2 separate regions of the Homo sapiens genome follow, and region 1 is linked to region 2. The links are chromatin loops, found by intact Hi-C in ENCODE. Cell type or tissue: heart left ventricle. All regions are shown on one strand.

Region 1 (2,500 bases), 300 kb after region 2:
GATGTCCAGGGTGTTTGGGAGAGAGCAGGGATGCCTATGTGCCTGGAATACAGAGAATGGGGGGCTCATGCCTGAGAAAGCAGACTGCAGTTCTGAATGACTCCAGCAGGCCGGTGCTGATTGAAGCTCTCTGAAGGGATGTCCGTGGAGCTGAGCCAGTTAAACCAGCCACAGACATCCAGGCTGCTGTGTGGAGACCTGTGCCCTCAGGAGGCCCTTCAGAAGGGAACGGTGTGCCTCTGTAGCTATGCGCAGATGTGAAGGCAGGGAGAGGATCTGGCATGGGAGACTCAGGTATGAAGATATATCACCATGAACTGGAAAATGCCAGGGATGCTTGTCTAGGAGACCCTCTTTCACCCAAATCCTAATTTCCCAGCTCCACATTCATGTTAGCCCAGAGGCTCCTGCCTTCCCCTATGTGGGATTCCCATTGGCCTGCCATTCCCTACTCTAATGGAAGAATCTGATGAGCTTCCTGTTGAGAGAGGGAGGGAAGGAGTGGTTCCAGCAAGGGGTTAGTTAGCAGGGCACTCAGGGACTTAGCAGTGTGCTTTTCATGTGGGACAGGACAGTGCCAGGAAGGTGAAGAGAGGCAGGCTCTGGCAGCTCTGGGCCAAGGGGCCGACAGATGTGAACTTGCAGGAGGCTCTGGCCTGGGATGACTCTGTCTACAGACCCTCATCAGTTCCAGACATGCTCTGGCCACTCCATCACCAAGGGACTCCTGGTTACTAAGCAACCCCTGCCTTACCTACTGCATCTCCCCTTGTTCCTTAGCAACTCTTGCATAACTCAGTTCCTTCGAGTTAGGGGTCTGTATCTATAAATTATAAGTGAATGGGTGCTGCTCAGGAATTGTGAAGAAACTGTCTATTAAATATCAGTCTGTACTCAGTGTCAAAATGCAGGCGACCAAATGCTTTGCTTTGGGAAGGAAGCCTTGATTTCCGATTTATATCTCTTCTGATATTGTATTTCCAAAAACAATCTTTGTAGGTCCTAGACCTCCTCCCTCTTTCCTCCCAGCTGCTTCCACTCTGCCTGCTGTTGCTCTCGCTTACTCTCTCACGCCTCTCTCCTTCCTGCAAGGTCATATTTACAGCCTTGCATTACGTGGAGACAAGGGGTTTCAGCTCCTGATTGGTCTACCTTTTCTAAACAGGACACCAGATTCTGAACATTGTTATGCCCCCCCTGGGGAACTCCTCTCCTTCTGCTGCGAGCTCAGATTAACCCCCTTTTGAGGTTGAGAGGAATCCAGTCTCCTTGGCTGGGAGGACAGCAGGAAAAAGAGGACTCGCCTTTTGTCGGGACAGGACGCCCCCTGCTGGAAGGCTAGAGTAACAGCACCTGTGAGATGTGTTCCTAGCTCAGCAAGTCTGGCTGTCCCCTTTCTGGCCTCTAACAGTTCTTACCAAGCCCTGCTTGTCTGAACTTGCCTCAATGTGGTTTGCAGGAAAGCTGACCTATTGTAAGGAAAGGCAACTCTGCCTGGACTGTTGCAGGTAAACAACCTGCAGAGATGAAGTCAGGCCTCCTCTGTCTCCCCTGCTTCCCCTTCCCATGCAAAGCCCCTCTTTTGCCTGGGAGGATGGGAAGAGTGAGCAGCTTCCAAGGCCTCTGGTTCACCCTACCCCACTCACTTATGCTTTCCCCAAAACAGTCAGCTCGGTCAGCTGCAGCAGAATTGACCACAGGTCCTGGGAGCTTAGAATGGTCCCTGAGCCTGGCACTGCCCACTCTGATACCCCTTTCCATGCTTATCAATTCAGATGCCCAAATTTGGGGGTGGGGAAGCTGAATGGGCACACCCTTAACCTAGTCCCATCTTGGAGGTGAATGGCCTTCAGCACTGGTCCAAAGAGAGAAGAGAAGGGAAAAGGAAAGGGGTGGGGGGGGTAGAGGAAGAAAACAAAGATTAGAGGAGAAAGAATGAGAGACATGGAAGAGTTAGAAATATTGAAAATCAGAAAAGAGAATAATGTAAACAGGAAATAAAATTCTAAGCTCCCCAACCAACTGAAAGCACTCCTCTGCTTGGCAAAGGGCATTCCAAAGTCAACTTAAAAAACCAGTGCAGGCCATGATGGGAATACAGGGTTGGACATGCCTCATTATACCCTCCTCCCTTTTGAGTTCAGGCATGACTGACCAGCATTAACAGTAAAATGGAGATCTTAGGGCTGAAAAAACAGACTTTTAGCAATAAGATACCAAATTCTAACCTGACTCTAGTATAGCATCACATGACAGATAGCAGGTCCTGAAAAAAACTGAAGTATTTTACATCAAAATGCATTTCTTTGACATTTTTTGAAATGGCCCTGCAAAGCTGTCTCTTGTGAGGAAAATTTACATCCTATAGAAAATCCCCTTCTCTTTCCAGGTCTTTTCCTGATCCAAGAGAGATTTAACTAAGAGTCTGGCACCTTTTAGGATCTGATAAAAAATATTTACAATCTATTATCTATGATGCCTACTACCTGGAGGCTTCATC
Region 2 (2,500 bases):
GTGATGGGGAGTGGCTGTAAATACAGATGAAGCTTCCCTTGGTCGCCCACCACTCACCTCCTGCTGTGCAGCCTGGTTCCTAACAGGTCATGGACTTGTCTGGTCTGTAGCCCAGGGATTGGGGACCCCTGATCTAAATAGCAAAGCTGAATAAAGTATGCCTATCCCATCTGATATAAATTGAGAGTTGTTAGGATTTGGCATGGCGCATCAGGGTGTTGAGTAATCTGGTGTTCATCAGTATTGACAGGTAGAGAAGATAAGGATGTTTTGAGCTCATCAAGACAGGAGCAGACACCTGTTGGGACAAGAGAGCACAGCAGCAGGCTGGTTCTCCCATCCTCGTACCCTATCATATGATGCTGGTCAGGAGGAGACTGGGGAAATATTGTGATATTATAGGTTAAATCTTTGGGAAAGCATTTTTTGAGTCAGGCTTGGTCTGGACATTGTCTGACTCCCGTGGCTTGGAGGTTGCCAGGGCGATGACACATTCCTTCAAGATTTTGGTTTCTTTCCTGGCCAGATCTAGCAGAGCCAAGTTTTCTTGGGTGCCTGCAGGCTGTCAGAAGAACTCCATCCTTGCTTCTCTGTCACTACTGTGCACTGAATCCTGCCTGAAATCCTCCACTTCCGCCTTTGGCTAGGAACCCTTCCTTTCTTCCCTGCTGGACCCAGGGAGGAGGAGAGGCAACATCACAACTTTCTGTGCTTCCATCATAGCTGTGGGACTGTCTCTGTGTAAAGTCCTGCTGGCCTAGAGTTTCTAGCTTCTAGTGTCACCTGTGGAACTACAAAATTTATCCTTATTCCAGGTTAAGTTCCTCTGCTATGCATTCTCATGTACTTCCTTTTTGAAATAATTATTAACTGAATGAGTGCTTATTTAATATTTATTTTCCTGAGCTAGACTATGAGCTCCATAAGATCTGGAACGAAGTCTGTCTTGGTCACTGCCATATTCCTATTGCCAAGCACAACAAAATCATTGTAGGCATTTCAAAGAGGGAATTTAAAACAGGAAATTGGTTACACGTTGGACTGGGCTGAGAAGCCAAATGGGCTGGTGAAACAACCACATATTAGTGGCAGCGGAAGCTGCTACCATCCTGAGGGCTGGAAGGACACAAGAAAGGAGTGGGGAACAACTTCATTCTGATTAACTTCATTCTGAATTATATGGAATTAAAAAATTTTTCTTCTGGTAGGAGTGCCCACAATACTAGTAAAAATGTAGGCCATTTAACATTACCCTATTTGAAATCCACCATAGCCTTCTTGAGTTTCAAATCTGAAATCTGCAGGGATAATGTTTCTCAAAATGACAAAAGCACCATTTCTGAGGCAAAGATCCAGCCTGTCCTGGGCAGGTTGGCCCTTGGTTAGGATTTCAGGTCACGCTTGCAGATAGATCCATCACGCTTCCATCTCAGATGGGCTGTGACCTTTTGGATGCAGAGAAGGCTGTAATGCCACTTTTGTCCACCAGAGGGCTGCAGGGTCTCCCCTCACAGTCCAAACGGCTGAGATTTGGTGACTCAACCATGCCTTGGCAGGGTGCTGCCTTGAGGGGTCTCCTCTTAAGTACCTCATGTGTTGGAGGAGATCTGGGGGTGCAGAGGCTGCCCTGATTCCAGAAGGGAGGAATTTTGTATTCGGTTCCCTCATTTTCTCTCTCCCGGCTTCATTTTATGTTTCATAACAATTGATTTGAACAATTTAAAAATCGGGAAATCAAAGTGGGGGTGTGTGTGTGTGCATTTTGTGGGCAGGGTAGCAAGAAGTGGGAATAATTCTGGTTACATTAATTCATGCCTGAACTCGCAGCTTAAACATTATTTAATGTTGTAGAAATTCAGAGATGGAAAAGTGACCTTGGAAATAATTTAGCATCCCTTCATTTATAGCCAAAGAAATGAATGCGGCCCTTGCCGCTTGCGAGATGCCTGGAAGGTTCAGAGCCTTTAGGAATGCAGCTAATATGTAAGGTTATTAAAGCGTTTTTGGTAAGATTTTATTTCAGTATTCCAATCTTTCTTCCCTTTTCTTAGACTCAGCCTGAGCCTTAACAGCAGCAACAAAGCACAAAAAGGCATTTTTCAGTTTTCCATTGAAAGTACTTGGCTTTCTTGTTCTAATCCCATAATTAGACTTTGGATTCTTTCCAGACTCCATTGAATCAGAAGATAGAAAGGCCTGACATGGTAGAAAAAAATTATCCGGGAAAATATTGGAGTGAGTAGAAAACCAGTCAAACTCCTAATTGCAAATTCTCTTAAAATTAATTGAAAAATGTTACTAAAGAATTTTCAGCAGTACAGCAAAGACCAGTCACTGAAGTAACTTAAGGGAGAATGCACTAAACTGAAAAAAAATCAATGTGGGTTTTCTAAAAAAGTTTCAAAAAACACCCAATGAGCCCACACAAAAAACTTTATTTTAATTAATCCCAAAGAAAGAAACAACCACAGGGAACCATACACAGAATTCAGAAAATGGC

Evidence for each region. Peaks named below come from ENCODE experiments on the same cell type or tissue, not always from the same donor. Only the 100,000 strongest peaks of a DNase experiment are listed, where the experiment ranks them.
Region 1: it touches region 2 in a loop (8-fold over the local background); 80 of 110 quality-filtered maps call a loop at or near these places.

Annotation. Positions count from the first base shown.
Region 1 is chr14:23,630,951-23,633,450 of GRCh38, reverse strand. It overlaps a transcript of DHRS2 not described here. Among named protein-coding and RNA genes, the nearest start is that of DHRS2, 4.2 kb to the left of the region's middle. In heart left ventricle, CTCF peaks have their summits at 1,121 and 1,325 (motif pointing left); a DNase peak (open chromatin) is centred at 1,320; H3K4me3 peaks cover 273 bases.
Region 2 is chr14:23,928,941-23,931,440 of GRCh38, reverse strand. LOC105370411 (a long non-coding RNA gene) reads left to right here and starts at 1,427. Exons shown (of 2, transcript XR_943618.2): 1 at 1,427-2,235. It also overlaps a transcript of LINC00596 not described here. In heart left ventricle, CTCF peaks have their summits at 1,272 and 1,482 (motif pointing right); a DNase peak (open chromatin) is centred at 1,510.